2 separate regions of the Homo sapiens genome follow, and region 1 is linked to region 2. Evidence: read pairs that join two places in POLR2A ChIA-PET (ENCODE). Cell type or tissue: A673. All regions are shown on one strand.

The links. Peaks named below come from ENCODE experiments on the same cell type or tissue, not always from the same donor. Only the 100,000 strongest peaks of a DNase experiment are listed, where the experiment ranks them.
Region 1: POLR2A ChIA-PET joins it to region 2 with 13 read pairs; 1 of 35 experiments calls an interaction of 5 or more read pairs at or near these places.

What each region holds. Positions count from the first base shown.
Region 1 is chr6:18,200,998-18,205,997 of GRCh38, forward strand. KDM1B (lysine demethylase 1B) reads left to right here. Exons shown (of 22, transcript NM_001364614.2): 14 at 489-660; 15 at 4,540-4,667. Among named protein-coding and RNA genes, the nearest start is that of KDM1B, 48 kb to the left of the region's middle. In A673, no CTCF peak of the experiment used is centred here; a DNase peak (open chromatin) is centred at 2,974.
Region 2 is chr6:16,274,543-16,279,542 of GRCh38, forward strand. It overlaps GMPR (guanosine monophosphate reductase), which reads left to right. Exons shown (of 9, transcript NM_006877.4): 6 at 4,242-4,348. Among named protein-coding and RNA genes, the nearest start is that of GMPR, 38 kb to the left of the region's middle. RefSeq lists an enhancer at 2,776-3,070. In A673, a CTCF peak has its summit at 2,936 (motif pointing left); a DNase peak (open chromatin) is centred at 2,959.

The DNA.
Region 1 (5,000 bases), 1.9 Mb after region 2:
TGAACATCATATTTAAGGAGGCAGCCTGTCTTTAATCTGGCAGTCATAGAGAGTTTATTTGAAGAGTTGGTAGGCCCAAGACTTTTTCTGAAATGTTTATTGATGGTCAATTCAATTTCAACTTCTGCTATGAGTGTTTGTGTGTTTGTGTGTTCATTTACATGAGGGTCCACAGAGGAGACAGAATGTTTGAGCAAGGACAGGCAGTGTCTAGCATCTGAAACATTAGCCAAAAAGTTACAATGGGCATGGCGTAGGAGCTGTTGCTGCCCCTCTCACATTCTCATCAAATAAAATCTTGTAGATTTCATGCTGTTTTTTTTCACTGCCTGACTTTGCTGCCATTCCCCGTGAAGCATATTTAGCTTTATTTTTGAGAGATATGAGACCATTTTCTCCATGAGAGCTCTGTCTGATTTTCAGCTTAGAACCTGTAAATATTTTTTTCCAGGGAAAATTTTCACCTTCTTATTCTTATTATTTTGAAGCTTGGCATCAGCATGCATAAATTTGGAGAAAGATGTGACTTAATTCAGGAAGGTGGAAGAATAACTGACCCCACTATTGACAAGCGCATGGATTTTCATTTTAATGCTCTCTTGGATGTTGTCTCTGAGTGGAGAAAGGATAAGACTCAGCTCCAAGATGTCCCTTTAGGAGGTATGGGGAGAACGGTGTTCTGATTGTTCCATCTCAGTTTCGTTGTTACCTAAGCTTCATCAGCAGTGGCATTGTTCATTTGCGAGGTCGGATGTCGGCAACAGGGTAGCCCTCCTGAGCATTTCTTTTGGACTGATGGATTCTCCAAGTTCTCAGGGGAGGAGAACTTTTTGTAGGGAGGCTTAGATGCTTGTGTTGTGTACACACACACACACAGACCTTACTTTACACAATAGCTGGTGTTTTACAAAATTACCTACGTGTTTAATTTTAAATTTCCCAGAGTAGCTTACTTTTATGGGAACATGTGGTAAGCCCTGTGTGATAAATCATCACCCTGTAATGTCTTTTCTAGGTAAGGGTTTGTGTGTGCCAGGATTTCTTTTTGTTGAGCAGTGAGTTAAGGTTTTTTCCAGTATATTTTAAGAATGCAAGAGTATTACAGTTTAAGAATTTTAACCCATTAGGCACAGTGGCTCACACCTGTAATCCGAACATTTGGGAGGTCAAGCGGGGAAGATCACTTGAGTCCAGGAGTTCAAGACCAGCCTGGGCAACATAGTGAGCCTTGTGTCTACAAAAAAAAAGGGCGGGGGGCAAGCATGGTGGTGTGTGTCTGTAGTCCCAGCTACTCGGGAGGCTGAGGTGGAAGGATAGCTTTGAGCTGAGGAGGTTAAGGTTCCAGTGAGCTATGATCCCACCACTGCACTCCAGCCTGGGCAATGAAGCAAGACCCTATTTCAAAAAAAAAAGGAATTTTAATTCAAAATCTTTTGGCTTTTGTACTTAAATGGGCAATATTAGCCACAACTATTTAGAAAACTTGACCATCCATAGTGGCTCATTTTCACGAGGGTGCCAGCTTAAATTTTACTGTATTGCTTCTTAAATTGATATTTATTTGGCCTACAATTTTGTGACCTGAATGTATTCACTTGTAGTTCTTGGAGGCATGTTGGAGTTTCTTGTAGTGTGAACATTGGAACTCAGTTTGCAAGGTGTTAATTTGCTTCAACTGTATGTTTCTTTGCAAGAGCTCTCAATTCTTCAGGCTGATATACAGTTCATCTCTGTTTGGGGTAAACTTCTTAGTAGCAGGGACTATGTATCTCTTCTTTTTCTCTTTTCCCTTCCCCTCTCCTGTGGCAACCCACCACCTCTAGGAGACCTATGCTGTAATCGTCCTTAGTAAGTTTTGACTGATATACTACAAGAGAACATTTTCAGAAATATACTCTCGTCAACAGGGATCATTTAATCAAATGTTGTAGTGTCCAGACTAATTCGTAAGTTGTTAAATTTCCTGGAGTTGAGAACAGTTATTAGGCTGACGTGCAGGATATTCTCAGGACTTGGTTAGTGTTTTGTACCTGTGTTGCAGTCACTGGCTGGAGTTTTCATTACATGTCTTTCAGAGTCACCATATAAAAATGTTTAATGATAATGCTTTGCCTTACCCTTACCTAGAACAAGCTGTAGGCCAGGCATGATGGTGTGTGCCTGTAGTCCCAGCTACTCAGGAGGTGAGAGGATCGCTTAAGTCCAGGAGTTAGAGACTGTGGTGAGCTGTGATCTCGCCACTGCACCTCAGCTTGGGTGACATAGTGAGACACTGTCTCACAAACAAAACAAATAAAAAACCCAAGTTGTTAAGGTAGGCTCAGCAATTCTTACTGTGTAAGTGGGTATTTCATCTTATCAATAGCTTGTTTAAAAGCTTTGATAGTAGTGCACACATCTCTGTGTAAGGCTATAGTTATATCCTGCCTGTTGGTATCTTAGCTGTCTGAGATCTCATCTTACCAGCACAAAGCTGGGGAAACTCAAATCTAAATACTAAGGGACTAGATTTCATTTCAGAAAGCATGTGCACTAAAGCTGTTTTAAATATTATTTACATAAAAATCACACTGTGCTGGGCGCGGTGGCTAACGCCTGTAATCTCAGCACTTTGGGAGGCCAAGGCGGGTGGATCACCTGAGTTCAGGAGTTCGAGACCAGCCTGGCTAACATGGTGAAACCCTGTCTCTACTAATAATACAAAAATTAGTCGAGCATGGTGGTGCATGCCTGTAATCCCAGGTATTTGGGATGCTGAGGCAGGAGAATCACTTGAACCTGGGAGGCAGAGGTTGCAGTGAGACAAGATCAGGCCATTGCACTTCAGTCTTGATGACAAGCGAAACTCCGTCTCCAAAAAAAAAAAAAAAAAATCACATTGAGGCCTCTCTCAGTCTGTTTATACACTATCTTAGCAATCTTGGTTTTTCTCCCCGCCGCCTCCACAAAACCAACAGGAATGTAGAAACTGCACAGCAGGAAGCGGGGATGGGACTTCTACAAAAGTCACAGAAAGTGGCACAAAGCCCAGGGGTCTAGGAGCAACAAAGACAGGCACAAATCTGGAGGCCTCTTGGGCATCCGCATGTTACAATCTAGTGCAAGAACTGAACATTTTGATGAAAGCCTTGAGCTGTTCTAAAAAAAAAAATATTTGAAGTAACTGATACTCAGTTCTGCTTCTAGTCAGAGAAGTGTGTGACACTCTGTTAAACTTGGGATTACACCTGTAATCCCAGCACTTCGGGAGGCTGAGGTGGGTAGATTTCTTGAGCTCAGGAGTTTGAGACCAGCCTGGGCAACATGGTGAAACCCATCTCTACTAAAAATTCAAAAATTAGCTGGGCATAGAGGCGGGCGCCTGTAGTCCCAGCTACTTGGGAGGCCGATTGCTGGAGCCCCGGAAGTTGAGGCTGCAGTGAGTCGGAATGGCACCACAGCACTCCAGCCTGGGTGACATGGTGAGACCCTATCTCAGGAAAAAAAAGAAAAAGAAAACACCACCAGAAAAAGAAACGTGGAGTCTGTGATACATGTTTTGGATGGTTGTCATCACTGGAACAGTTGTAAAGAAGTAACCTGTACTGAGATGCTTAGAATTAGTCAGACATCAAGCCAGAACCCTCTTCCAGCCCTGCTATAAAGGAATGTAAGACAAAAATGATATCACAGGGCTGTGTCCATATAGTTACAAGGTCCGGTTGAGTGGGACAGATAAGTAAGGGCTGGAGTTGATGACAGGGAGAAATTCTGGGGGCTTGCCACGGCCCGGTGATGCCCGACTATAAAGAATGGATGGGATTGGGTGGGAGAAGGCATTCCCATGAGGGAGAGTGGGAGGTCGCAGACCCTGCAGGGTAGGAATTTACCAGGAAAAAGATTCAAAGCATTACAGCAGAGCCTGCGAGTGGGCAGATCGTAGCTGCTGCCTTTGGAAAGATTAAAATGTGCTAGCTTTGCCTGGCTGTGGTTGGGGAATTTATTACATAGGCAACCAGTAATTGTAGATATGGAGGCGGAGTGCTGACAAGATACAAGCCCATAATGGAATATTCTTGTTTGGGACAGACTGTAGCCAATAGGTTACAGGTCTCTTAGTTGAGGTGAGATGTTGTAAGCATTGACTTTAAGGTGATGGCAGCAGGACCAGAAAGAGAATGGTAACTTCTGTGTGTGTGCATGTACATCTATGTGTGGGGACAGTTTTTCTGTATCTTGAGCAAAAGAGGAAACCACTTCTCAACGAAGCGAAATTGAGACGTTTCTGAAGATATAGAACTTACATAGCTTTGTTTCCGGTTGTGCACATGTACCCTAAAACTTAAAGTATAATAATAATAAAATTAAAAAAAAAGATAAACTTTCTCTTCCTGAGAGAAATGGACCTTATCAAGAGATCTTTTCCCCTCTGACTTTACTTGGGAAAAGACTTTGGAAGTTTTGGGTGTTGCTGGGTGACAGAGGTTGAAAGCAAAGGAGAAAGAATTGGAGAATCTTGTTAAAGCTATTTTTTTCTGCTTTGATCCATTCCCATTACAGAAAAGATAGAAGAAATCTACAAGGCATTTATTAAGGAATCTGGTATCCAATTCAGTGAGCTGGAGGGACAGGTGCTTCAGTTCCATCTCAGTAACCTGGAGTACGCCTGTGGCAGCAACCTTCACCAGGTGCGCTTGGGTTTTGTGAAAGGTGTGCTTTGAAAATACTTGGTTTAGGCCGGGCGCAGTGGCTCACGCCTGTAATCCCAGCACTTTGGGAGGCCGAGGTGGGCAGATCATGAGGTCAGGAGATCGAGACCATCCTGGCCAACATGGTGAAACCCTGTCTCTACTAAAATACAAAAAATTAGCCAGGCCTGGTGGCGCATACCTGTAGTCCCAGCTACTCGGGAGGCTGAGGCAGGGGAATCGCTTGAACCTGGGAGGCGGAAGTCGTAGTGAGCTGGGATCGCGCCACTGCACTCCAGCCTGGAGTCTCAAAATAAATAAATAAATAAAATA
Region 2 (5,000 bases):
GGGATCTGGGGCTTGCGGGGACTGCAGATCACTGGAGGGGATGCATGAATGACTCATTCACAGATATTTAAAGCATGCTTTTTCTGGAAGCATAATTGAGCTTCTCGGGGAAGCCCCTGATGAAAAGTATTGTTGAGCTGCTTTTTGATGCCCCCAGGGATTTTCTAAATTATGGTTAGAATATATGGATGTGGTCAGAATATGAGGGCTTGGTTTCAGAACCAATGTGGAAGAATGTAGATTTCACTAATGACCCCATACACCTTGCAGAGGAAGGCGATAGGTGAAGAATCCATAGAGACAGTTAATAAACATGAATGACTCCAGTTTATGTGAATGTTTGAGGGACCCCAAACATTGCAAATAAGCTTGCAGTGATGAGGCCACATTCAAACTTGACCCATGGCCTAGGTAATGATCACCTTTGGTTACTCACCTGATACGTATTAGATGTAGATTTTGCCCATGTTCTTCTCCCAGGCATGCTTTCTTAGGACCACCCATTGGCATCTTAAGCAGAAGAACGAGGTAGAGCCTTCTGTCCTTGTCATGGGTGGCGCCATTTTCTCATGGGGCAGGGTTACTGTTCGCTTTCCTTCTTTGCCCTGCTTGAAGATGAGCTGCCATGTTTTAAATTCATCCGTGCACATCCAGTATTAACCAGACACTAAAATTGAGGAGCAAGAAAGAATATACACATTTTCACTTGGGACTGAAAAACAGCAAAGATTTTTCAAAAGAATCTCATACCCAAATGACACTACCAAAAAAGGAAGCAAACCTAAACCAATATGAGAGGAATCTGTGGGAAAACGCACAGCTGGGAGGCGCAGGAGACGCTGTTGAGCTGTGACTTGGCTCCGTGATCAGCCTGAGGGAATTGGATGTGTATGAAGAGAATATTAGGAAGAAGAACCCTGTAGATTCGTAAAAATACCCAAGCTTTTAACATACAGGGAGATTTTCAAGGTTAAGTTTTTCATATTGCCACTCATTTAAGCCAGTTAATAATGTATTCTGAGCAAATGGGAAGAGGTCTTTACTGAGTATCTACCATTATTGAAAAGGCAAGAAAGGATAAGGCCTCGTTCTTCCTTTCCAGGCTGCCTCCTCTTAGGGCAGGCTGTAATAGACAGACTGATAATAGAACAAAATAGGCTAATAGATTAGGAAGACTCTTTTTAGTCCCAAAGGCAGGGACACTCACTAGTCACCTGTTTAATCAGAAATATGGGCCTGATGTGGTGGCTCACGCCTGGTCTCCCAGCACTTTGGGAGGCCAAGGTGGGTGGATCGCTTGAGCCCAGGAGTTTGAGACCAGCCTGGGCAACATGGTGAAACTCTGTCTCTACTAAAAATAGGAGATAAAAATTAAAAAGTAGTCAGGCACAGTGGTATGCACCTGTAGTCTCAGCTACTTGGGAGGCTAGGGTGGAACGATCAGCTGATCCTGGGAGGTGAAGGTTGCAGTAAGCTGAGATCGCACTACTGCACTCCAGTCTTGGTGATAGAGCAAGACCCTGTCTCAAGAAAAAAAAAAGGAAATATGTATTGAATGTTCACTGGCTACCATTGTGTTGGGCGGGTGCTGTACAGGATGTGAAGGTGTGTGAGAAGCTTCTTGGCTCTCAAAGCTTTATTTTTTTTGAGACAGTCTTGCTCTGTTGCCCAGGCTGGAGTGCAGTGGTGTGATCTCAGCTCACTGCAACCTTCGCCTCAGAGGTTCAAGTGATTCTTCTGCCTCAGCCTCCTGAGTAACTGGGATTACAGGCATGCACCACCATGCCCAGCTAATTTTTTGTACTTTTAGTGGAGACGGGGTTTCACCATGTTGGCCAGGCTGGTCTCGAACTCCTGGCCTCAGGTGATCCACCCGCCTTGGCCTCCCAACGTGCTGGGATTCCAGGTGTGAGCCACCACACCCGGCCCTCTCAAAGCTTTTCTAGATGTGGTCTCGAACATTTACTACACTTGTTTTCTTCTTGCACATCTCTGTGTCTGCATTCTATTTCCCCAGAAGCTGTATTGTCCTTCTGCTCTCACTGTATCTCCCCACCCCTCTGGCTGTCTGTGTAGGACAGATGTGACTAAAGAGAATAAGGGGCTTTCTCTGAGCCCAATGCATGGGAGCTACTTCTTTAAATTGTTTGGAGACCATATTTAAGTCTCACACATTCTTTATGGTAAAAACATTGCATATTACATATCTAAATGATAGCATTATTGGATGTCTATTGATTGATAGATTTCATTCATTATTGAGCAACTCCTGGGAACTGGGAAAAAGCATCAGAAACGGATTCCCTGCCCCTCTAGTCAAGAGAAAGTATGCACCAACTTCTTCTTTCACCTAGGTGTTAATCAGAACCGCCTGTGTGTTATTTGAAGCTTCTTCCTTGGCTGTTTCCAAGAAAGGCAATTGGTCTACCCTTTATAGAGCCCTCACTACTATCAGAACCCCAGGCCTACTGCAGCTGAGGCCCCCACCCCCGGATCTAGCAATTCAATGGGAGAGGAGGAGAAAAGCTGAGGCTGAACCGGGGGTTAAACCTTTTATTCTGCCGTGCACAACGTCTGGTTGCAGGGCGGGGGGAAGGCGCCTTCGTGGGAATGAGACTTCTTGGCTCCAGGACTGTGAGTGACACATAGCAGGACACAGGGAGCTACAGGACTTCTGTGGACTCTGCCCCACAGCTGATGCAGGAGAGGGGCTTGCCCTGTCTCTCCTGGTTTCTCTGCTAAATCCAGGCCTGGGGACACAGACATACTTCTCTGTCTGATCTTGTCCCTAAAGACCCCTGGCAGAAATTAGCATCCTACAAGGTGGTGCCGGCCAGGAGCCGGAGATTAGGCTGCGCCTCAAAGCATCCCACCCCCGGGTCTGGTGGGAGGGAGGAGTTCACTTCCACCTTTACCCTGTCCCCAGAGCGCCCTCTCGTGCACACCACAAGACCTCCGGGAGGGGCTGAGTGAGTGGCAGTGGAGACAGGGATGTGGGTGACTCATTCATTCTTGAGTCCACACATTCTTTCAGTGACTATTTATAGTGCCTTATTGTATATGAGGCTCTGTTCTCAGCACCTGATAACAACAGCGAATGTCCACGGAGCCGACCACCCAGTACAGAAGACAGACCCTTAACATTCTCACACAGATCCTGATTGAAATGCCTCTTTTTGAAACTGTGATGAACAACTCCCCTGGGGCAGTGACATTTAAGAAGAAGCTGGAAAGATGAGAAGGGTTTGGCTAGGCGGGCTGGTACAGAGGGGAGTGTCCAAGAGAGAGAACATTGTGTACAGAGTCCCTAAGGTGGGAAGAAACTTGCCCCATTGGAGAAGCAGTGGGGAGGGAGGGGAGCAGGTGGAGCTTGATTCTGCTGATCTGGGTAAAGTGGGGTGCTGTGGCGGCACCGGGAAGCTTGAATAAGGGGAGGTATGATAAAGAGGTCAGAGTGCGACTTGGCCTGGACCTAACTGGGAGAACAACCAGGACTGGGGCTGACCGTGGGACAGGCAGGCAGGAGGGTGCTGGTGTGAGCCCTGGCCTGGAAGTGAACCTCGGGCTAGGCTGCAAGGGACTTGAGGTGGGGCAGCCAGGAGGGAGATGGACAAACAGCTGGGCCCTGTGGAGCACAGAGCTGAGTGAGAGCAGGTGAGGGTATGGAGGGTGTCGTGCTGCAGGCCAGGCCCTGGGCCAAGCGGTATCCCTCCCTGTGCCATTTGTTCTCTGCCACAACCCCAGGAGGTTGTGTTTCTCTTTGGATTTTACAGGCCGGGCAGTGAGGCTTAAGAGAGGTGAGTCATTTGACAAAGGTTGAAGGTAAAGAAGCTACGAGCCAGTGGGAGGATTCTGAGAGGTCCTTTAAAGCAGAGTGTAGATTTGTAGAAAGGTGGAAAGGAGTGGGTGTTTAAGTGTGGAAAGGTCAGTGCCTGGCTATTGCATGGGAGCCAGTGCCACAGGGAGGAGTGGCAGTGACAGGTGCATGGTAGAGGGGAAGGCGATGTCTGGGACATCAGCCAGTGACAGTGATGAGGACCGGAGGGGGTGCATGACCAGGTGGTGTGGTTTACAGTGACCTCCATCGTGCAGATGGGGCAGCCTGTTCCCCACATCTCCTCTGCCACAGAGGTTCACCCTGGTCCCTAAAGCAGGGCTGCAAAGGTAAGGGGGACGCATTTCATGTCACAGTCTTCTCATGTATAACCATCTATTTGGGGACAACTTCTTTCTCTGTGCAGGTTCTGTGTGCACCACCCGCACCAAGACGGGAGTGGGGTACCCCCAGCTGAGTGCCGTCATTGAGTGTGCCGACTCTGCCCATGGCCTGAAGGGCCACATCATCTCTGTGAGTCTCCACCCGGGGCTGAGGCTGGGGTGTCTTGGGAGGCCCCTGCTCCCTCGCTGCTCTTCTTTCACTGGCTGGGCATCCTGTGGGCATGGGAGGGAGCTGGGCACTGCGGTCACAGCGCTGACATTCAGCAGAAACAGAGGCCCTGCTGCCCACGGATTCCACAGTGAGGGTGGCAGGCCCAGTAGGCAGAAGCCATACAAGCAGGTGGGTGGTCCATCTGATGAGGGATGTGCAGGCAGCTTTCAGAGCACAGGGTAGGCCAGGCCACAGCTTGCTAGAACAGTTGTAATAAAGCCCCACAGACTGGGGGCTTCAATTTCAGTGTCTCACCATTCTGGAGACGAGAAGCCCAACATCAGGGTGTTGGGGGGGGCATGCTCCCTCTCAGGGCCCCAGGGAAGGATCTGTTGCAGGCCTCTCTGTGACCTTCTGCTGGTTCCTTAGCTTGTGGCGTCCTCTGTGTGTGTGTCTCTGTGTGCAAACATCCCCTTTTCCTGAGGATACTAGTCCTTTCAGATCAGGGGCCACCCTCCTCCAGGATGTCCGCATCTTAACTGATGACGTGTCCATTGTTCCTGTTTCCAAATAAGGTCACATTCTGAGATGCTAGGGGTTAGGATGGCAACATGCGAGTTTTTGGGGGGAC